Linked DNA regions of Homo sapiens: regions 1 and 2 are each linked to region 3. A link is a loop called in an ENCODE intact Hi-C map of the cell type or tissue named here. Cell type or tissue: Caco-2. All regions are shown on one strand. Region 1 overlaps CNTNAP2 (contactin associated protein 2). Region 2 overlaps CNTNAP2 (contactin associated protein 2). Region 3 overlaps CNTNAP2 (contactin associated protein 2).

Evidence for each region. Hi-C counts contacts between places; a loop is a spot of excess contacts. Peaks named below come from ENCODE experiments on the same cell type or tissue, not always from the same donor. Only the 100,000 strongest peaks of a DNase experiment are listed, where the experiment ranks them.
Region 1: a loop joins it to region 3, with 5 times the contacts of the local background. A loop is called at or near these places in 2 of 110 quality-filtered maps.
Region 2: a loop joins it to region 3, with 6 times the contacts of the local background. A loop is called at or near these places in 3 of 110 quality-filtered maps.

What each region holds. Positions count from the first base shown.
Region 1 is chr7:148,260,843-148,268,842 of GRCh38, reverse strand. It overlaps CNTNAP2 (contactin associated protein 2), which reads right to left. Exons shown (of 24, transcript NM_014141.6): 21 at 1,717-1,810. Among named protein-coding and RNA genes, the nearest start is that of C7orf33, 330 kb to the left of the region's middle. RefSeq lists a silencer at 5,752-6,046. In Caco-2, CTCF peaks have their summits at 3,677 and 5,923 (motif pointing right); DNase peaks (open chromatin) are centred at 3,693 and 5,932; H3K4me3 peaks cover 219 bases.
Region 2 is chr7:148,283,258-148,291,257 of GRCh38, reverse strand. The region is part of intron 21 of CNTNAP2 (contactin associated protein 2); the gene reads right to left. Among named protein-coding and RNA genes, the nearest start is that of C7orf33, 300 kb to the left of the region's middle. RefSeq lists an enhancer at 177-731. In Caco-2, a CTCF peak has its summit at 4,928 (motif pointing left); a DNase peak (open chromatin) is centred at 4,897.
Region 3 is chr7:148,334,628-148,342,627 of GRCh38, reverse strand. All of the region lies in intron 21 of CNTNAP2 (contactin associated protein 2), which reads right to left. Among named protein-coding and RNA genes, the nearest start is that of C7orf33, 250 kb to the left of the region's middle. RefSeq lists enhancers at 1,650-2,255, 2,875-3,405, 6,677-7,582. In Caco-2, no CTCF peak of the experiment used is centred here; a DNase peak (open chromatin) is centred at 3,187; H3K4me3 peaks cover 2,080 bases.

The DNA.
Region 1 (8,000 bases), 74 kb after region 3:
GGTGGCCCGGTTATTTAATCTCTTCATGGTTCAGTTTTCTCATCTAAAAAGTGGAGATCATAATCTTAACTACCTCATACAATTGTGACGAAGATTGAATGGGCTAATATCTGTCAAGTGCTTAAACTGGAGCCTGGCCTACAGTAAATCTTACATAAGTGCACATTATTATTATTATTATTATTATTAAGACAGAGTCTCCCTCTGTCGCCCAGGCTGGGGTGCAGTGGCGTGATCTCGGCTCACTGTAAGCTCCGCCTCCCGGGTTCACGCCATTCTCCTGCCTCAGCCTCCCAAGTAGCTGGGACTACAGACGCCCACCACCACGCCCGTCTAATTTTTTTAAATTTTTTTGTAGAGACGGGGTTTCACCGTGTTAGCCAGGATGGTCTTGATCTCCTGACCTCGTGATCTGCCTGCCTCAGCCTCCCAAAGTGCTGGGATTACAGACATGAGCCGCCACGCCCAGTCTATTATTTTTATTATAGGTTCAGTCTCCTACTCACTCCTCATTTTGTGACCCCTGCCGCATGTTTTTAAGTGAGCATTTTTACCATTAATGCTATTCTGATCACTTCTACACACTGGCCGCCGAGTGACCTCCCTCCCACCTGTACATCACCACCATCTTACTGTTTTCATTGCAGTTCACAGTACACAGCCTCATATGAACAAAATTCATTGGCTTCACATTAAATATTTTAAAATACTTCACCAATCATATCGATATTTTAAAAATTTAGGGTGTAATCTTCACATATCTGTGGCTCATGGTACATTTTTTAGCTTTGCACAGTGCTAATCTCCTCTGGTGAAGAGAGGGACAAGGAGACTCTGGAATTCACAGTCGCACATGGGGAAGGGTGTTCTGTCACACTGTCAAATTCCTTATTGGCCTTCTTATCTGCAAATAATATCAAGGTGCTTTCTTACGAGTGAGAGGAAGATAGAATCATGTTGATATGCTTTGACAAAGGAAACGTTAAATTACATATTGCTAGTAGGTAGAGGTCTGTAATAGACCAAATTCTACATAGAGAAGCCTGGAGCAGATTTGCCTTCGCTTGGGTTGTAGTTTATGCCACGCACCAAACAACGTTTGTTCCATTACCATCGCTGACTTAGAAGCCCCCATTACCAATCACAATGTGTTTTTTGTTTGTTTGGTTGTTTTTTTTTTTTTTTTTTGAGACAGAGTCTCGCTCTGCCACCCAGGCTGGAGTGTGGTGGCACGATCTTGGCTCACTGCAACCTCCACCTCCGGGGTTCAAGCAATTCTCCTGCCTCAGCCTCCCGAGTAGCTGGGATTACAGGCACCTGCCACCATGCATGGCTAATTTTTGTATTTTTAGTAGAGACGGGGTTTTGCCATGTTGGCCAGGCTGGTCTCGAACTCCTGACCTCAAGTGATCCACCAGCCTTAGCCTCCCAAAGTGCTGGGATTACAGGCGTGACCCACCATGCCCAGCCTAATCACAATGTATTTCAAAGGCGAATTAGCTTTAGAATGAGTTACATGAGCAATTTCCCCCAAAGATAATTTGTTGACGCTTTGCTTGTGCAACACCGAGAACAACCACGTAACTTTCCTGTACAGAGAAGATATTCGTGACTGGCCCCAGTAAGAGAAATTTACCTGATAGTTTTAAAATCCAAACTCACATTACCCAAATGTATTTGTAGCACGCATTTATACCTAACGAACCACATTCTTACCTATAACTTTTCCCAGAAAGAGCGACTTGGGAGAATTGAAGAGGGTGTCGGATGAACTTGGCAGATGGTAACTCACAGAAGGATAATGATCGAGCTGCAGGAGGAAAACAAGAGACACTTTTAGAAGCACGTCTCTACCCTGTGTGGAACCAAATCTTCCCTGTGGGGATGACATCACTCTTTGAACCCTGGTTTTCTGATATCTTATTTCATCAGCACTGACTCTAAAACACCACCCCGAGAAAATGGAAACCCATGTCTTCCTTTGCTGGGGTTCTTTGAAAAAATCTGAGGATGGTAAGTGAAGATCCTTTATGAACGGCTCTCCAGGTGATGTACATTTTCTGTGGATGATTTACCTACAGGATTAAGATCCATGTTCTTTTTAATGGAGTAACATCTGCTTGATCCAATCTCCAGTGTCAGCCTCTGATAGGGAATATGCCACATCTACAGCAATGAAGTTTTGCGGAAACATTTTATTTTGTGACATGATCACACACACACACATACACACACACACACTCAAATGCTGAGGGTCAAGTGGGGTAAACAGTTGTAGTTTTCTCGGTTATCCCAATGAGAATGATTTCTCCTGCCACAGGCAGGGGTGGTTGGGCGAGTTGGCAGCAGAGGGAGAGAAATGAAGCTGTTGGGAACGGTGCACAGACAGTAACCACGGAAGCGACGCACGTTTCTGATCCTGTTGCCCGTGGACAAAGTGCCAATGGTGGTGTCAGAATCACTGGCCTTGCCCTTTGTGTCCCTGTGTGGCTTTTCCTGCCTTATCTTCTCAGCTGTCTTTTTACCACCTATACAGTCTAGATGTGTTTCTCCAACTGTGAGCTCTTAGAGCTTTCTGGGCCTTTTTTGGGCCCCCCACCCCGGTGGAAAACATTCTTTTGTAAGCATTCATTTTTCTGAAGTGAGTTTAATACGTGCTAAGGTCAGCATGACGAGAGGTGCGGGTTATAAGAAAGCACAGCATTGCTTTCCGACATGGGCATTCCCATGGGGGCCACGTCAATTGTGTAGAGGAAGGAGACAGAACAAGCAGCAACTTGTTGAAGGCAGCAGCACAGACTCAGAAGCAGATACGATCCAGAGTCCTTGCTCAAACTGGGCCTGATTAGGCAAAAAACTGTCCTTCAGATGAGCAAAGATGCTGGAAGCTAGCTGTGCTCTTGGGAGGAAGGAGAGAGTGGCAGTGAAGAAAGAGGGCAGGCAAGTGATCAAATGGCATCACCACATCATACTACGATGAATAGTCATTCATTATTAATGACTGTCTGCAGCAGAATCTTGAAACTGCTTCCTAGAAACTTAGAGATCATTGCACAGTCACGGTTAAGAGTCAAAGGGTCCTCACATCTCAAGAACATTTTAGATTTTTGACCCACAGAACTGGTACAGTAGGTTTTTGTGCATGAGTAGTATTGCCACAAAAATCCAAAAGCACCCCACCCCCAAAAACTATTAAAGTAAACATTTGCATGCTTGGCTATCATTTTGAAAAGTTTTCTATAACGTCAAATGCATCATTAACAAAACAAACCAGGTGTGGTGGCTCATGCCTGTAATCCCAGCATTTTGGGAGGCTGAAGCTTGTGGATCTCTCGAGTCCAGGAGTACAAGACCAGCCTGGGCAATATAGTGAGACCATTATCTCTATAAAAATTTTAAAAAGTAGCTGGGTGTGGTGGTGTGCACCGGTAGTCACAGCTACTCGAGAGGCTGAGGTGGGAGGATAGCTTGAGGCCAGGAGGTCAAGCCTGCAGTGAGCTGTGGTCATGCCACTGTGCTCCAGCCTAGGTGACAGAGTGAGACCCTGTCTGGAAGCAAACAAACAAACAAAAACACTTATTCCGTTCAGATAATCTTAAATATTTAAAATCTCATATATATGTTTCTTTGGAGCAAAAGCTCTTCAGTTTCTGCTCTTAAATATTAGCTAGCTGCTTTGCTGCCATCTAATGACACCCATGGGTAACTGCCACCGCACTTCTGTTTACTTACTCTCTTTTGTTAAATGGTTAAATGCAAAATGCCATTGTTAACCAATAGCCTACCTGGCAATGCCTTAGGAGGTGATAATCTCCACCTCATACTTCTTACAATTTAAAAACTAAATTTGTGATCAGGGCAGTGGCTTACGCCTGTAATCCCAACACTTTGGGAGGCCGAGGTGGGTGGATCATGAGATCAAGAGATCGAGACCATCCTGGCCAACATGATGAAACCCTGTCTCTACTAAAAATACAAAAAGTAGCTGGGTGTGGTGGCACTCCCCTATAGTCCCAGCTACTCAGGAGATTGTAGCATGGGAATGGCTTGAACCTGGGAGGTGGAGGTTCCAGTGAGCCGAGATCGCGCCACTGCACTCCAGCCTGGTGACAGCAAGATTCCATCTCAGAACAAAAAAAACAAAACAAAAAACTAAATTTGTAACAAAGTTCTATTTTCTTAAAGAATTTTAAAAATGGATACAAATAATATATGTTCATTATAGAAAAACACAGATTTGCCGGAAAAAAAGTTGCCTGCTAATAATAAATGTTAATTTCTAATGTATTTTCTTTCAACTTTTTAAATAAAAAAGGGATGGAACCCAAGTAACACATTGTTTTGTATATTTTTTAACTTGATGATATATTATGAATGTCGCTCTGTGTCGATAAAAATACAACAAAATTCTATTTTCTTAGCTTTAAAAATGGATACAAGTAATATACGTTCGTTATAGAAAAAATGATATAGATTTGCAGAAAAAAACTGCCAGCTGATAGTCAATGTTAACTTTTAATGTATATTCTTTCAACTTTTTAAGTAAAAAGGGATGGAACCCAACTAACACATATTATGTTTTGTATATTTTTTAACTTGACGATATATTATGAATGTCTTCTGTCTCAATAAATATACAACAAAAATCATTTGTCATGGATGACTAGTATTTCGTTCTATGGATACATAGTACACAGTTTTAAAGATTAAATTTCCATGTTTAGGTTTTTACATTTCTGTGTCCTCAGGCCCAATACAGCCCAATACAATACATGGTGGGATCTTGATAATTGACATTAACAGTTGTTAATGCAACTTTTAAAGTCGCGAGCACCGAAGGGAAATCCGTCCTCAGGTTTGGCATGACCCACACAGTGGAGGTACCTTCCTTTTCCTGAATTGTTTCTGCAGATCCAGACTAGACGGCCTTGGCTTTTTGGCAGCCATTTTATATTATTTTTGCTGAGCTACAGTAAAATAAAATTCCTAGTTGATCTCTATAAGTGTATTCCCTTCCTATGTCTGCGTGGTTGATGGCTTTAACCAAAAATGCTAAATTTTACATTTATTTATATAAACTTTTCTTTCTTTCTTTTTTTTTTTTTTGGGACTGAGTCTCGCTCTGTCGCCCAGGCTGGAGTGCAGAGGCACCATCTCGGTTCACTGCAAGCTCCGCCTCCCGGGTTCACGCCATTCTCCTGCCTCAGCCTCCCTAGTAGCTGGGACTCCAGGCGCCCGCCACCACGCCCGGCTAATTTTTGTATTTTTAGTAGAGACGGGGTTTCACTATGTTGGCCAGGATGGTCTCGAACTCTTGACCTTGTGTTCCGCCCACCTCGGCCTCCCAAAGTGCTGGGATTACAGGCGTGAGCCACCGCACCCGGCCACTTTTATATATTTTGTTTTGAAACACAGTAATAGCCTCTACTCAGAGGTTTTTGATTGTTGATTGTGTCATCTTGCTTCTCGGTGATCCTGCTCGGTTTTGACTTTTCTAAAAAACATAATGAACACTCCTAGCCTTAACTCATTGATGAAGTCATTAATTTCAAAACAGTGAACAGGAACCTAAATGGGTCATGCTGTACAGTTCTAATCCAAATTACCTGCTCAGTTAGGAAAATATGAGAAGTGACGAGGATATCCAGAAAGCCTTCAACATTCACAAAGGTGAAGCTGCAGTGCCTGAGGAAATTCTCAAAGGAGGGAAGGAGGAAAGCGTTCTCCGATCAGTCTCTGATCTTACCACGAGCAAGGCGTCCTTACGTCTTCTCTCTCGCATACTCCTGCCTGCCTTGTGTCTAAGAAGGCGGGCTGTGGCCGGAAGGGATGAGTGGGATTGTGGGGAAGGTGGGTTAAAGCAAGAGGACCCCAAAGGAAAAGCAGCTCTGCAGCTGACGGCGGATGCTTTGCCGAGTGTTACCACCAGGTGGTGCTGTCCCCCTGCCGAACATAATTCAGAACAGCAGCATCGGATCAGGGCTCTCCAGGACCTGACCATGTGACACGAGACCATTCTGCAATTTTGTCTGAATATGGAGATATGGTGGGCGGAATCATGCCTCCCAAAGATAACATCCTAATTCTCAGGACCTGAGAGCGCGTCACCTTCCTTGGCAAGAGGGGCTTTACAGATGTGATTAAGATAATAGGGGAATTCTCCTGGATTCCCTGGGTGGGTCTCAGGTCCCCACCAGGGTCTTTATAGGAGGGAGGCAAGAGGGTCGCAGTGGAGAGAAGATGTGACAACGGAAGCAGAAGTTAGAGTGACGTGAGGAAGGGCCCAAGGAACGCAGGAGACTCTTAGAAGCTGAGAAAGGCAAGGAAACAGATTCTCCTCTCAGAGCCTGCGGAAGGCACCAGCCTTTCTGATTGACTTCAGCCGTTTGCGCTGACTTTGCACTTCTGGCCTCTGGAACTGTGAGATAGTAAATGCATGTTGTTTTAAGTCCTTAAGTTTGTGGCAATTTGTTACAGCAACACTGGGAAACTAATACAAGAAATTAAAAAATAACAGACCTTGTACAACCCAAAACCAAAACATCTCTTTCTCCCGGCAATTTCTTCAATAACAACGTTAGTGTTCTCCATTCTTCCTGCCTCCCAGATGAAATGCATTAAGAGGCCCAATAACTGAATTAGCCCTGCTTTTCTGAGAGCACCCAGTTGATTAGAGACACCTGCTTCCTTGAACCCTCCCCACCATAAGCCTGATTCCTAAAATAAGCCCTTCCTGACTCTTAGAGCCACCCCGTCATTCTCTAAGGTATATGGGTCCCTTTGCGTCAATTATCAATCAACTCGTTGCTTCCTGGCTCCCAATGCACCCTTCAATATAAGCTCTATGATAAACAATGGAATTCCTTAAAGATTTTGCTTTTAAGGTGAGCACAATGTCAAGCTTTCTCAGTAGCGTGCTCTGGAGGGACACTGCAAGAGGAAGGGGCTTACTGCAATTTCCAGCACAGGCTCGAGGAGGGGGATAGCAGAGGCTCTGCCCAGAGTGCGAGGACATGAGGTGAAGCCTGTCTGAGTCGCAGGCCTTTTAAGAGAACCCTCTGTGACCCTAGCGTCTCAGCCATGGCAACCTGCCCACAGACCTCTGGACGTGTGTCTGAACCGCCCTGGTAGCCCCTCACTCTCACCCCCACCGCCATTGCTATTGCCTGCTCCCCCACCTGCACTCCAGAGGGCAGCCAGCCTGTCGCTCCCCCAGCAATTCCGGACCAGCTCCAGCTTGGCTAAGCAGGGGTCTCTGCTCTCTGCCAGGCAGACACACCTTCTCCAGCAAGGTCCTGAAGGGCTTCAGAACACGCCACCTCCAGATATGCTGGCTTGAGATGGGGACAATTTTGAGCTAAAGGCACTTGAAAAACAACAGATGCGTTGGGCGTGGTGGCTCACGCCTATAATCCCAGCACTTTGGGGGGCAAAGTGGGCGGATCACCTGTGGTCAGGAGTTCGAGACCAGCCTGGCCAACATGGTGAAACCCCATCTCTACTAAAAGACAAAAATTAGCCGGGCATGGTGGTGCACGCCTGTGGTCCCAGCTACTTGAGAGGCTGAAGCAGGAGACTCGCTTGAACCCGGGAGGCAGAGGTTGCAGTGAGCCGAGATGGTGCCACTGCACTCCAGCCTGGGTGAGAGTGAGACTCCATCTCAAAGAAAAAAAGAAAAACAACAGATGCACAAAGGACACTCTGACCTCCCCTTTTCTTCCTGAAAGCAGGAGATGAAACTTTCATATGGAAGATGGCTTCTCTCTACCAGGAAGAAAAGAACATTCTTCTCTCCAGAGGCGGGGAGTTGAGGCCGAGGGAAATCGGTACAAACAAAAAGTGTTTTGACAGTTAAAAAGCTCTTGTTAAAATAACCCTTGTCTTTAGTATCTCCATATAGTTAGTTACTTTTTCAAAATTACTACTTTTTGTTCACCCTGTTGCATAAGCACTTAGGCCTGGCTGCTTTTGGATCTTGGTGTCCTGTGAAGGCCCTCACA
Region 2 (8,000 bases), 51 kb after region 3:
GACTAAAACACATGCTGATCACTTACATACTTCTTTTATTACTGCGAACTCTCATATACTAATTTACCATGTGATTGAAGTCAGTACGGCCTCTGAATATCTAGATTCTTGCACATCGTAGAGATCTCTAAAAACTGGAAAGTCTCAAATCCTCTTCTCTGTAGGACTCAGCACCATCAGATGGTGAAGATCTACATTCATAGAAGTATAAATTCTGACTTGCGCCGGTCAATTTTGTGAAAAGAAGCTTAAAATGGTGCCAAAGCAACACCAAAACCATCCTTTCACAAAACCCATTTCAAGTAATAATTCTCCTTCATGCAGCCACAAAAATAATATCCTCATGGGTATAAATCTTAGAAGGCTGCTGGAAAAAGCTCTCTGTACTTAACGATTGATGGTCCTCAGGGACAGGAATGTGCCCCATGCTGACACATTTATCACCTGTGTTTAGAGCCAGAATAGCACCAGGGAAGGGCTTTGTAAAGAGGTGAGCCTGAGTGCCAGGGTGAGTGATGGATTTGACATAAAAGGCTGAAATGGGAGGTCTAATTACGACAGGGAATGAACAACTACCTTAATGAATCTGCCGCAGAAATTTAGTGTTGTAGGCACCAGCCACATGAAGATAGAAAGTGATAGGGTGGTTGCTCACACCTGTGGAATGCATTATTTAGAACCTGATCACTATTCATTCTGAAATGATAGCATAAAGTGAAGATAAATTCCCATCTCTGGAAATTCTCCTATCCTTGACCTTCACAATGAGAATCAAAACAAAGGCAGCTTTCAAAATGATAAAAAATGTTTTCCAGATTTACTTTCTTTCTTAAAGCATTATAGAGAAATATTTTAGGGTTAGAATTTGCACAGGAATAGAACAATCAGCTTGGTTTTCCGTATGGCTGACTCTCTTTACCATGTGATAGAGGGTTGTGCTTTGATTTCTAAAAGTGAAGGTGAAAACTGTTATGTACAATGATTTTTTAAAAAACAAGAAACATTTTCACTTCAGTTCAATTTGTTTTTCTTTTTCCTCTATTTTTAATTTTAAGCTTAAATTTAATATTTTATCACCTTAAATACTAAAACCAGATACATCAAAATATTATTCAATTATGTTGCTATATTAAAAATCTAGGATACCGTGACTACTTAAATATGACTTCCCTTTTCTATCAATTGAGAAAAGAAATCCCTTTATATTCTGCATATAACACTGAACATAGATTCTGATTTGAACATGTGCTACAATTTTCATTAATGTCACCTGAATTTCCATTATTATTAAGGAAGCTATTTAAAAAAATGTGGTTTGTTATTTTTGTCATTGCAAAAAATAACTCAGGCTTTAAAAGGTTTGTGTGAAAGTGGGTTCATCATCAGCAGAGTTTCTATTGATGACATCATGTGTGTGCAGAGGGAACGTCTGGTCTCTGTTGCTGCCTCCCCCAACAGCCTTGGTTTCTGGTGTGCCTTGTCCTGTAAAGAGGTGAGGGACTGAGCTGGGAAGTCCAGCCAGCCAACAGCAAGAGAGCTGGCCTGTGGAAGGCTTCCATGAGCTGTGTGGCAGCCATCAGCATGATTGGCTATTTTGATGCCACCAGTGTTTGCTGAGAGCAATTCTGTTCCTTTACCCGCCTCCCCAACATGGGGTGTGTGTGTGTGTGTGTGTGAGTGTGAGTGTGTGTGTATTCATTTACATTATCATTTTGCTTCTTGGACACAGGGAAAAAGGAATGAAAAAAACCAAGTAAGTTGGTGTTTATTGGTCATACTCTAGTTGAGGGCTGCCTCAAATCTCTCTGCTATTTCACCCTGGGAGGACAAATCTGTTCCGAAAACTCCCATCAAGACAGTATCTGTGTACCATCCGAGTGACATGTAGTCTTGCCATTCAGGTCATCTCTTAAGCAGAGAGCACACTCTTCCTGCTCCTGAAAACACAATTCAGGTCAGCATCCACCTCTCTTCTCCCCACTCTTCAGTTTCCTCCACCTGCTTTTCACAGAAAAGATTCACCTTCTCCTTTCCAAATCCTCCCACTATGGCCCGTTAAGCACAACCCTGGAGCTATTGTGACTTTCTAGGGGCTGGGAGACAACTGAAATTTCTGAGAGCGCTGAGCTGATAGGGTCCTATTAGAGTGCCTGGTGCACAAAACCTGCACCTTTGGAATATTGGGGTAATCAAAGGGAGACAGGCCTGCTAGGTAGGAATCCCACCACCCTGAGTTGCACTTCTCTTGTGTATTCAAAAATTCAATATACAAAGTGGGTTTTTCTCTCTTTTTTTTTTTTTTTTTTTTTTTTTGCTGAATAAGATATTTTAATCTGTTGTAATTAAAAAGTCAAAGTAGAATGAACAGGAGGTTTAAAAACAGGTCCCCATGCCAACCTCAAGCATGTAGTTGTTGTCCAAGAAATATTTGCTAAATTTAATTGAATTGTGGCTTATGAGTCACTTCTCTGTACCATAAAAGTCTTGGTGGAAAGGTTTTGCAGATACCTTAAATTAACTGGCTATGTTTGACTCTTTTGAAAAGGAAGCAGGGGGAATGATTGGAACAATTTTCAAAAAATAGGTAAAAATTATTAGGTAATATATAATCTGAATAGACCCACAAATTATTAGTGTGATTTCTACTCTATTATTTAATTTAATAGTTTTACATTATCTTAAAGAAGATGCTATGGTTTGAATGTGTCCCCCAAATTTCATGTGTTGGACACTTAATCTCTAAATTCATATGTTGATGGTATTTGGAGGTGGGGCCTTTGGGAGGTAATTAGAATTAGATAAGGTCATCGCGGTGGGTCCCTATGATGGGGCTGGTGGCTTTAAAGAAAGAGGAAGAGAGGCGGGGCGCGGTGGCTCATGCCTTTAATCCCAGCACTTTGGGAGGATGAGGCGGGCAGATCACGAAGTCAGGAGTTTGAGACCAGCTTGGCCAACATAGTGAAACCCCGCCTCTACTAAAAATACAAAAAAGTAGCTGGGCATGGTGGTGGGCGCCTGTAATCCCAGCTACTTGGGAGGCTGAGGCAGGAGAATCACTTGAAGCTGGGAGGCGGAGCTTGCAGTGAGCCAAGATTGTGCCATTGCACTCCAGCCCGGGCGACAGTGTGAGACTGTCTTTAAAAAAAAAAAAGAAAAGAAAAAAAAAAAGGTTGGGCGCGGTGGCTCACGCCTGTAATCCCCGCACTTTGGGGGGCCAAGGCGGGCCGATCACGAAGTCAAGAGATTGAGACCATCCTGGCCAACATGGTGAAACCCCATCTCTAGTAAAAATACAAAAATTAGCTGGGCGTGGTGGCACGTGCCTGTAATCCCAGCTACTCCGGAGGCTGAAGTAGGAGAATCAATTGAACCCGGGAGGTGGAGGTTGCAGTGAGCCAACATCATGCCATTGCACTCCAGCCTGGGCAACAAGAGTGAAACTCCAATTCAAAAAAAAAAAAAGAAAAAAAGAAAGAAAGAAAGAGGAAGAGAGACCTGAGTTGACCTGGTCTTGCCTTCTCACCATGTGATGCCCTCCACCATGCCATGACACAGCAAGAAAGTCCTCACCAGAAGTGGCCCCTGGACCTTGGACTTCCCAGCCTCCAGAAGCATGAATGAAATAAAGTCATTTTCTTTATAAATTACCCACTCTTGGGTATTCTGTTATAGCAACAGAAAATCAGAGGATATATGCATATTTGTTAAAAACAGTTGCTTTGGGATTAAGATGATTATAAATGTGTCAGGAAAAGGAGGGCCAATGGGTCACATGGCATGAAATAAAAACAATCACTCAATCGGTGGCATCTTGCTGGCCACTGATGTTACCTAGTCCAAGAGCTGGGAGGTGTATACAATTATGAGCGAAGCTGAACAATTGTTTTTGTTTATTGACTTTTGCCTTTTTTTCTATAGTGGCTGTTCAAACTTTAGTTTCTTGATTTGATTTTTTCCTTACAAAAATAAGGCTGAAATATTATTTATCAATCAAAAGAAATGATCTATCAAGCCATGACCTGAAGGAAACTTAGATGTATTTTACAAAGTGAAAGAAGCTAATCTGAAAAGGGTACATATTGTATGATTCCAATTATATGACATTCTGGAAAAGGCAAAGCTATAGAGGCAGGAAAAAGATCAGTAGTTGCCTGGGGACCGGGCAAGGAGCAGAGGGGAGGGAGGGATGAACAGGTGGAGACAGAGGACTTTTAGGGCAGGGGAACCACTCTCTATGATACTGTAATGGTGGATCTGTGTCATTACACATTTGTCCAAACCCAGAGAATGTACGGCCCAAGAGATTATTAGGGTACTATGTGTGGCAAGTATGTAACACCAAAAACATGACGTAGAAAGATGTTAATAAGAAGAGAAACTATGTATAACGTGGGGAGGGGTGAGGGAGTATATGGAAACTCTCTGTACTTTTTGCTCCATTTTTCTGTGAACCTAAAAATGCTCTAAATTACAGTCAATTGAAAAGGCTGTAAAGTTAAACCTTCAAACTATTAATCCACACGATAGTGTTTTATTTGCAAGGCTAAGTCACTTTGTTTAATTAATAATGTGACTTCCTTTGTATTATCATTAATTTGATATTAATTAATTTTGATAAAATAACCGTAATAGTTAAGAAATAACAAAAAGATTTTTTTTAACGTGTTTTAGGGTTTGACTTCTATAACTTAGAGTAAGAAAATCTACTAAAACTTACAGTGTTTTAAAAAATAGTAATTAGGCCCACAAAATTAATTTATGATTTATATTAATCCTTTCCTTATTGTTTGACTTTTCTTTCCTTTCTACTTCCTAATGCACTTCCCATATTAACCAGAATTTTGAAGCCAGGTCTTTCTGTGTATAGGGAGCCCAGGCTGCCACAAGACAGTTTGGAGACCTCTACTGGTTAAAAGCCGATGAGAGCACTAGGATCGACACAGAGAGATGGAGGAAAAGGAAAGAGGAGAGAACCTTATCAGGAATTGACATGGTCCCCTTTCTGAAGCATCAAATAAATACACAGTTGACCCTTGAACAATATGGTTTTAAACTGCATGAGTCTACTTATATGTAGATTTTCTCCTGCCTCTGCCAACCCTGAGACAGTAAGACTAACCCCTCTTCCTCCTCCTCAGCCTACTCAATGTGAAGAAGATGAGGATGAAGACCTTTATGATGTTCCACTTCCATTTAAGGAATAATAAATGTATTTTATCTTTCCTATGATTTTCCTAATAATGTTTTCTTTTCTCTAGCTTAATTTATTATAAGAATACAGTATATAATACATATACAAAATATGTCTTTATCAACTGTTCATGTTATCAGTAAGGCTTCTGGTCAACAGTAAGCTATTGGCAGTAAGTTTCTGAAAAGCCAAAAGTTGTATGCAAAATTTTGACTGCATAGGGGGTCAGCACCCCTAATTCTCCTGTTGTTCAAGGGTCACCTGTACTATGCCTATCTCTCAGGGTCTTTTCTCTTTCATAAAACAAACACAGACAGTAAATAAACCAACAAGCACAGAAAGACCCACCCTGGAATCATGGTTCTACCACTTACTAGCTATATGACTTGGCACATGTCACTTTAAAACTTCAGAGCCTCTTTCCTCACATGTCAAGTGCAGATTTAAGTAGGCACTTACTTGCAAGGTTAGAATTAGTGATAATGTAGTGCCAGGCAGGTGTTTCACACTTGGAAGGCATTCAACATACACTGTCCTCCATAGTACCTGTCTAGTTACTGTAAGTGAGACTGAAAGACAGTCTGTTAAATAAATCTGGCACCCGTGATAAAAGACAATGGAATAAGGCTCACTTCTGTGTATGGCTTTGCTTTAACCTCTGAGTTTGTATTTTGAATGCTAATTCCTCCCAGTCAATAAAGATGGAGTAACAGTTGGAAAATGAATTTACCTTGGAGAAGTAGTATAAATTGTGAATTAAAAATTATTAAACACTTCTTTTAGAAGATTATCTTCCTTAGATAAATACACTTTATTGTTTTTTAACAGCTACATTTAAAAGCAGGAAAATAATTCTTACTTAGACCACAGAGTCTGTCTTATCACCAGAGCACAGAGCTGTGACATTCAAAATCTAGCCATGCTTGCTGCCAAAAAACATAACAGTCCCATTAAATATCTGTTATAAACATTTAATGCTTTTTATAGCAGGATTATTCACACCCTATAGATTTTTAAGAGGTGAATAATTCTTTCATGCAAACATTTGTTTTTCTACAACTGCTCTATTCTTCCTTCAAAGTGCTACAGAAAAGTCTGTGGGGATGCCAGTCTTCCCAAATGTGGCCATGTTAGTGCCGGAGGAACATTCAAAGCATAGACTTATTGGGCCAAATCTGCTTCTTCTGTTACCATTTCATTGTGTTTTTCTGTTTTGTTCTTCAGAGCATTCAAACAAGGAGTGACTTGATTTCTTTTTATTCCAATTTGTTAACCTTCAAGCTCTCCAAAGTTTAAATTCCAGGTCGTTAGCAAGATTACATAAAGGGTCTTTGTAGCCCAGACCTTTTTCTTCGAAACATGTTATGTTCCCCTTCCACGGACCTTAAGATGCAGTGGTGTTGAGTGACAGCCAGTCTTTATGCTATAGGAAGCACCATGAGATTTCACAAACCAGAAGGAGAAGACCAGGCTCTACCTGGGTAGCCTTAGTTGGACTTGTTAATCTAGTGTGCTGAGCAGTAACCACTCTCCTCTTACCTCCATGTATTAGTCTGTTTTCACTTTGCTGATAAAGACGTACCTGAGACTGGGTAATTTACAGAGAAAAAGAGGTTTAATGGACTCACAGTTCCACATGGCTGGGGAGGCCTCATAATCATGGCAGAAGGTGAAAGGCACATCTTACATGGCAGCAGGCAAGAGAGAATGAGAGCCAACTGAAAGGGAAACCCCTTATAAAACCATCAGATCTCATGAGACTTCTTCACTACCATGAGAACAGTATGGGGGAAACCCCCCCATGATTCAATTATCTCCCATCGGGTCCCTCCCACAACAAGTGGGAATTATGGGAGCTACAATTCAAGATGAGATTTGGGTGGGGACACAGCCAAACTGTAACGCTCCATGAACATCATGTGTGATAATAGCTGTGGAAGAGCTGTTTAAACTGCAAAATAATATAAAAACATAATGTATCATCATATTCATGTGATGCAGGTTAAAAATAATTCAGTCAATTGTCACTATTTGCAGTAGCTATGTTTCATACAGTTGCTGCTAACACTCAATTAGTGAATACTAAAACATTGTTCCTAAAGTAAATACAGGGTTAGGTTCCTGCAAGCATCTGGTCATAACATTTTATCAACCAACCAATACATTACCTTGCTTTATGTGTGTATCTTATTTAATATTCAGTTTTGAAATAAATGTTGTTGATTTATTAACATTGAGCTCATGGCTGCCAGCACAATCAGTCATGCCTAAAGACAGCTCATCTAACAGATGTATTTTCTCCACAGGACAGATCGCAGCGTCTTGTGCTTAGGAGCAATAGATAGCATTTCAGCACTCCACTTAGGGGCCATTTTATACAGTAAAATCACCAATAAAAACACAAGAATGCAAAAAAAATGGCACTGAATAGACTACAAAAATGATACTTGTTTATGGTATAAGAGCTGAAACTAGAAGGCAAGGGCATCACCTTGTTTGACTTCAAATGAGAATGTACACATTGATGACAAATTGTTTGCTGCACAGCACATGTCTGCAAATAACCACAAAAGCACCAAGAATACTACTTTTGAGGTTCTAAATAAATTTTAGAGAGTAGGTGAATTTGTAAATATGAAATGTATAATAATAATGATCAACTGTATATAAATAAGAAATTCAAAAATTTTCCATGCCTTCTGGAATACTTTGGAATGTTATAATAATAAGAATTCTTTCTTTCTTTCCTTCCTTCCTTCCTTTCTTTCTTTCTTTCTTTCTTTCTTTCTTTCTTTCTTTCTTTCTTTCT
Region 3 (8,000 bases):
AATTGAGCTAGCAGTATTAAAAAATGAATTTTGACTATGATTATTCGTAAAAGCAGTGCAATCATGGGAGGCCTTGTGCATGTATGCACAGATATACCAAGATTTTAGAATGAAAAGTGGATGACAATGGAGGCTGTTCCCAAAACCCTCTGAAGTTTACACAGCCATGCCTTAACAAGAAGTACAGAAAGAACACTTACAGGATACATTAGAATGAGAAAATACTAAATATTAAGGCATTTTTTTTTAAAGTTGAGAAGTGTTGGCTTTCATGCTAGCCTCTCACTTTCAAATCAATACCTTGGACTATACAGAAATAAATTCGAGGCCAGTTTTCAGGAATACAGATTTTAAAATGATGAAAGTGGCAGAATGGTCATCATTTCTGACTCTTTATTGAGGACAAAAATTTCACATTTGTATTATCCTGTTGGAAGCCTGGTGGCGAGTCTGTTTTGAAGACATGATAAACCACCGCAGCAGAGAGTAGAAGGGCCACTGGGAAGGCCTCTCCATGGGAGACCCTTCTCAACACGTAAATAGCTCTGGGCTTGGTTGATTCTGACAAGAAGAAATTAAAGACATAAAACACTCTTCTCTTTCAGATGCGTTGGCTAAGCCTCTGCTCCATCAATTCCCTACTCTCCTCTCAGCTCCACAGGGCACAACACAAACCTCGGGAAGAGATTCCCTTTTCTGGGGGTCACTAGTCACTCTCCTTTGCCTTCTTTCCATGCATCTCACCTTCTCACTAAATTAGAGACTGGGTCAAATGTGGAGTATGGTTTCTGGGAAGTCATTGCTTATTGGCAGTGTATGAAGGTTTAACATAATTTCAATGCATTTTGCCTAAAGTGTTATAGACCCTTTCACTAGTGAGAGAACATCAAAGCCACGCTAATTTATTTAAAATTTGTCTTGAGCTCAGACATCCGGGAATGTGAAAGTTAGAACATTTCTATACTACTAAGGTAGTATAGAAAGACCATGAGCTTAGGGGTCAGACCAACCTGGCTTCTGCTCCCCACCTTAGAAGGTGAGTGACATTGGGCTAGTAACTTCACCTTTCTGAAGCCTCCGTTTTCTGATCTGTAAAATGGGGATAATGTTAGGTAACGCCTAAAAATTGATGGGGACAATATCAATACTTAATAGTTAATTATTATAGTTAATAGTAAGCAATAGACTTTTGAGTAATGGTTGCTATTATTGGTTCTATTACCAACTTTCAGCAGCCTTGGGATTTAAATAACAGCCAGCAACTACACAGAAAACAGTCTTTTAACACACTATTACGGATTAGAACTAGGTAGTATAGCTCAGCTACTGATTAAAAAAAAAATTAAAAAAAAAAGAAATCCTCTGAATCGATTAAATGCAGTGAACTTCCAAAGTGCACATTTCAAATGAATAAGTGTGGGCTGGCAAGAGGCACAGTACCATTACAGTAGAAGCGGAAAGAACGTGAGGAATGAGGCTTTCCCAAGTTAGACCTGTGGTAGTTCAGGTCTTGACGGGCCACCTTGGTGTTTCTTCACAATCAGCGCTAAGTGCATAGCATATGTGCATGGAATTCCTGGATCAGCAGTCGCTGTGGGTCAGAATCCAGATCTTGGCCTTGCAGACCCGTTCAGAAGAAACAAAGGCTGTCTAGACCTCCCGTTTGTGAAATAAACTTGACTTGCACTAGAAGAGCTCCAAGGGTCCTTGTAACATTACAAATAATTTCATAATTCTCTGTTTCTGGAAAAAGTAAAGACGGGCCTGGAGAGGCGGTAATTACACTTTCTGTTCTCTCTTAGTCTCTCTCATCCCATTAAACACAGCCTAGATCAGGTGGAGACGCCTCTCAATAAATACTATGAAAGAATCCACGCTTTCCTAATTGTTTGGCTTCTTAATCAAAAGAAGAGCTTCCTTTCAATTGTTAATGATGCAAATCAATAGGGTATGTGGAAGAAATGACACCTATTCAGAAAGCTGTGAACGTCTGAAGTGCTAATGGTGATGATTAGGTATTATGCAAAGAAAAAGCGAGAATCAATTCTATTCTCCACACACTGCCAGTGGGACTCAGTCCCTACGGGGAGAGGAGCAAGTCCAGAACTGTCTGCCAAATATGAGGGTGAAATATTAAAGCCACCTTCATGGATAACCAAACACTATGCTGAGTTTCAAAAGGGGAAAACCAAACAAGCAATTTGATGCTATTTTTACTCCTTAGGGACAAAGGCAAACTGAACAGGACCGACTTTAAATGTAACGTAATGATTCAAGGAACCTATATGCTTTATCTTCCCTCGGGATGTTAATTATTCTGTTTAAGGGCTAATTTGTTTTGCAGGAGTGTGAAAGCACGCTCCGTTTTGGTGATACTTTTCAGATACTTTTGGGGTGTGTCTACTTACAGAAAGCATTACCTACTAGTATTGTTACTGATTAGTATCTATAATGTTATAACAACTACTAATTTGTTCTAAATTAAAAAGGAAGTCCCCTTCTTTAAACAAGTCTCAAAAATTTTATAGCATGCCAGAATATTAAGATGCTCCTGAAAAGTGTGGGATTTAACTGTTAACATTTAACAGTTCACACCATGTAAATCTCAGCTTTGCCTACACACACACACACACACACACACACACACACACACTGCACGAAGGAGCACTCTCAGATTCTCCTCGTTTTCCTTTACTTGCTCCCCGTGCAGTGACCCTGTGGAGTAGACTTGGTAGTGCTTCGAATGCAAACCCAAACGCTGTGATTTACTCCCCAAAGAACCCCCGACCTTGCAGAGAGAAGATCAAGAATCGGAAATTTTTTGACCAAAAGCGCTGCTTGCAGAGGTGTTAAAATCCAGTTACAGTGCCCCGCTCATCACCCGGACGCTCTCTCCGCCGCCTCCCGCGCTCCCCGGGCTGGAGCAGCGCACCCTTGCAACACTTGCACCGGGAGGCAGCTCCATGTGGGAGCCAGCCCGCGCGCAATACTTGCCTCTTCCCGCCAGCCCCGGTTCAGGTGTGCCCCTCGCTTTGTGATGCAGGTGGCTTTCCCACTGGCCGGGTCAGACTTCAGAACCCCCGAGGACCGTCCTTTGTCGGCCGGCAGCCCGAGTCCCGGCGGGCAGCTTTGAGTCCACCGCTCTCGGGATCAAACCCCGCACCACTGAAAGGCAGGTGAGGGGAGGACGCAAAACCCGGGGTGGAGCGCTAGGCTGCGGCGGCGGATCTGACTGTACTGGGAGAGCCACACAAAAGTATCCAAGGAAAAGCCAATATCTGGACTGGAGTTTTAAAAAACGTAATTGTACTTGCATCCTCCCACCCGTGGGCAATACACACAGCACAAGAGTGGGTCTTTTTTTTTTTTTCGATGTTTGGGCTTTGAGCCTCCTGGTGTATCTGCGTTAAGCACCTTTGATACTGTTGACCTACAAGGAGGGCTCTGAGAGCCCGGACTGCGGGGAAGAAAGTTTTTTTACACTTCGTGTCTTACTTACACTACGCTTGTTGTGGATGGCATTAATAACGGGATTAGCATGGAAAGGGTTACTGTGCTTGATGCTATTGGCAGAGAGAGAGACACAGAGACTGGGTCAATAGGGATTATTTCTGAATGGAACATCTGATACTCTGGGATCTGGGAAAAAATATAATGTTTTCTGATTTTCCTGTCGGGGTTCTACTGCTGTGTGGCCTCCTTCACTCTCAGAGCACAGGTTACGTCCTGTGTAATACTCAGTTTCTGATGGTGGTTTTTTCTTCTTCCACCTCCCCTTTCTCTTCCCCTTCTCCTCCTTCTCCGTCTTCTTCTCTCACTCCCTCCTCTGCTCTTTTTTGAGAAGCCTTAAATCCCACACTTTTCAGGAGCATCTTAATATTCTGGCATGCTACAAAATCAAGTATTTTTCTTTTTATCTTTATGTTGCTTCTCAAAGAAAGGGAAGACAGTAGTGATAGGAAAGAGCAGAAAATGCTTATTGAGGTCCAGGCAGTAGCAGCTGAAGCCTTTAGCAAAATAAACCTTGCTCTGCCTCCTGGTTCATCAGCAGTAACTCACCCCCCCCTCACCCCCCCACGCCCCAATTACTGGGCAATATAAGAGATAGGAATTTGCAAAGGATAGTGGGTAAGAGGCTAGGTCGGGGTGGGGGGAGGGAAGAGTTTGTCCATGGGAGAGAAAATTAGGAAGCTGTAACTTGACTTTCGTAAAGCGCTCTGTTCTTCTGTCTTTTCCAAATGAAGGACAACAGGAAGAGCCTGCTTCATCTGGATTTTCTAATAGACACAGGTTCTGCAAAAAGGATCATGATGCACAGAATGACACACTTCAAATCAGATTATAGGTGTCAGAAACCAAAAAATTAAGTCACCATAGCCAGCCCTTACTCTAATAATTGTTTAAATACATGATCTTTCTAAATGCTCACATCAGCATATTGTATGTCTCCATTTATATAACATGACATTGTGGAAAAGGCAAACTGTCGGGACAGAAATCAGATAAGTGGCTCTCAGGGGCTGGAAGTACAGGATGAGGGGGACAACAAAGGATGTAAGGGAAATCTGGGGGTAATGGATTGCTTTGTGTGTTGATTATGGTGGTGGCTACCTGAATATATTTGTTTGTCAAAACTCATAACTCTACTTAATATAAAATAGTGGATTTTATCGTATGTAAATTTAAGAAACATTCTGTAGCCATAATAAAGATTAAACTAATCAAGTTTAAGGACATTTAAAAAGTCCCCCTGACCCATTGCTCTTTCATCTAAGAAGGTACAATAGGGAATGTGATTAAGAGCTTACTCACTGTGGAGACACCACAGACATAAGGCTTAGAATTTAACAGAGAAGTGTCCCGAAAGTCCAATGTACAGCATATACTCTGCATGGCGCAGGGCCAAGAGCTGGCTAGAAATACATAAAAACCCATTCCTTTTTCACTCTCCACAGTGGTGAGTAGAGATTTCTGTGCAAGAGGTTAGAAGTAGCTGGTAACAAAGCTCTAAAGTGGAGAGACTGGCAAGACGCAGATGAGAAGGGTTGGATCTTGGACAAAGTAGCAGAGGGAAATGCCTGCTGATTCTGAGAAGATCAAACAAAAAGAATGTGACTGAAAGCAGTGGTTCCCAAACCTCGTTTCACATCGAAATCACCTGATTCTCGCTAGATCCAGGGCTGTCAGGGAATCTGACGGTGAAGGAGCTTCCTGGGTGATTGTTTTCAGCTGCCTAGGGCCAGGGCTTGTCATAGGAGAGAAGGAAAGTCCTCCCGGCTCAGGGAGGAGGCTCCTTGTGGGCAGGCGGGTCAGGGCATCAGGATAAGAGGGAGCTGCTTGGATGTGCAGGGGGAGGGCTTTCTTGGGAGGCTGGAGCGATGCCTCTCACAGACTCAGGGAGCAGAGAGGGAGGGGGAGCAGCAGGGGCCTCCTCAGCTTTAGTGGGGTGTCTGCTGCACCGTTAGGGAGGAATGGGGGGAAATGTGAAGTGTCCCCCGTGTTGATATCACTAGCACCTTGCTCTGTGCCTGGGCATTGTGGCCAATCGATAAATATTTCGGGAATGAATGAATAAATGATTGCCACTCCATTAGGCACCTTCCTATATATGTTGCCTAATTTCACAATTACAGCTACCCCTGGGAGAGAGACTGTTATCCTTTGTAGACAGGGCATCTTCAATGCTCAGAGAAGTGAAGTAACCTACCCATCGTTTCACAGTTAGCAAATGCAATGGATATTTTAGCAAAGAATGAGCAGAGATAAGCCTGCCCTGGTAGGTTTCTTTCCACACTATTGGGATTCTGACAATGGACTTGAGTGTTTCATATTTGAAAACATATGAAAGATTGATCTCTTCATGAATGATTACATTTTAAGGTCAAAACCAGTAAGTTTCAAATGTTTCCTAAGGAATGTGTCTATTTTTGATATAAGTTCTATGGCATTAAATTATTTAATAATGGCTCTAGACTGGGGGACAGAGGGAAACTAGATCGCATTTTCTTGGCTCCGCCAGTTGTTAAAATGACTACTTGTTCTGGAATGTACCTTTTAGTTTTGGCTTTTTTTTTTTTCTTTTTCATCAACCAAACAGGAAGTGTAGGTTAGACAGGAGCCAGTCAGTACTCACAGGCTTCCCACTGGAAATCTCTTTTTAAAAGCAACCGAAACTTTTTTTTTTTAAAAGACCATCACCACTGCTACTGATTAGTAAAAGATGACTCTGAGAAGCATATCAACTGCTATATATTTTCAGCCTTCCTCCTTTTTTTAACTATTTGTATTTTTCCTTCCATATTTCTCTAGATGAAACTAGATAAAACTATATCATTTCATTATATCACTATTTGTATTAAATAAGGACTAGAATTAAGGTGCTATCTTGCATAAAATTATATTTATATGCTTAGCTATTAAATTCAAACCCCAAATCTATGAAATAAGATAGAACCAATCAAAGACAATTCTGACACTGGATTCAAATCCAGCATAAATGTTCTTCAAGTTTTTGTAGAATGAATGAATAAATGAATCTAGTTCTGTAATGAGAGGCAGTTACTTAAACCAAACAATGTAGTCATGGCTGGATATGTAGATATTGGGGCAGGAAGACAGACATAAATTCCTCTGGGCAAGAAGGGAAGGAGAATGAGGGAGGTGGGTGACCTTCCTCCTAAGCCTTTTAGTTTCAACAGCTTCATGAAAGATATGGGAATTTCAAGCCAGGAGAACTGAGCACTAATTTGTTAAAGTTGTGAAAAAAAACGTACAATATTTAAACCTGGAGAATACTATAGTTGAATATATCAAAAAGGCTAAGGCAATGTTAAGTAAATAAAAATCTAGAAAGTTTAGCAAATTGTCTCTAAATTCAAATGTGAGTCAGCAGACGGAGATGAAGGGCCAATGAAATGTATTAGGAGGCAGCTTTCTCCCGCATTTCTTTTAGGGGATGATTAGCTGGGGAGCAGGCTGAAGATGGATACCAGCCATCACATTTCAGTTCTTGCGGTTACTGATGTCTGCCTAATCTTCCTTCTCTTGACACGTAATTATAAGCTAGGTGTATATCTGATACAGCAGTTGGTCTCACTCCTGCCTAGTGTCTGGGAGTCTCTTGTCTCTGCTAGGTGTGCTATCACAGCTGCGTTAATCAGTTGATGTGGAGTAGCAGAGCCTGAGGAAGTCACCTCCCTGCTGGAGGTGTGGGCAGTGATTGGCAGCACTCAGCAACAGCAGGAGACTCCCATCATGAGAAAACCCCCATCACAGTCTGCTCAATCCCTGCAATCACTCCTAGAGGCTGTGTGTTCTTTTCAAAGGCATGGCAGGCCTGGATTTCATTGTCTTTTCCCTTTATGAGTTGAGGTATTAGAGAGGAGACCTGCTGTGGGATTAGAGTGGGTTGGCCTCTCTTTGCCTCTGACATCATCTTGAGCCACGGGAGCTCTTTCCTTCTTGGACTTTCCCATGGGGTTTGCTGAGTCTTGCTGCCGTGTTAATTATATTTTCCCTTGGTTGGCAGAATACAAATCAGCTTAGTCATGCTTCTATTTCCTCCAGACACAATACAGCTGAGAGGGAATTTGGCTAAGTGCAGACACAAAGACCAGGCGCCTGGCTCCAGGTGCCTCATCTTCCCCGTCTTTGAGTGGTTCCACCTCAAACACAGACTCAAGGACAAAGAGTCATTGGTAGGATCTGCAAACACTGCCCTCTAAAATTAGAGTCTTGATATCATGAAAGTAGGTTTCCCCTGGCTGTGTCTTTTCAGGAGGCCCCTTCTCTCCACTCTCCCAAAGTCTCCCCCAATGATTGCTGGAGTTCCCCCAGGCAGGCCTTTGCATGGGCAGCCCTCCCCTCTGGTACAAAGCACTTGCTAATCTCTCTCTTCTTGGGTATCATGGCAGTGGCAGTGCTTCTGGGGCCTGGCAAAGGTGTGCAGGCCCTGGTGCTCCATGCTGGGGCAGGGTGCTTTCTGCGGTCACAACTAAAGC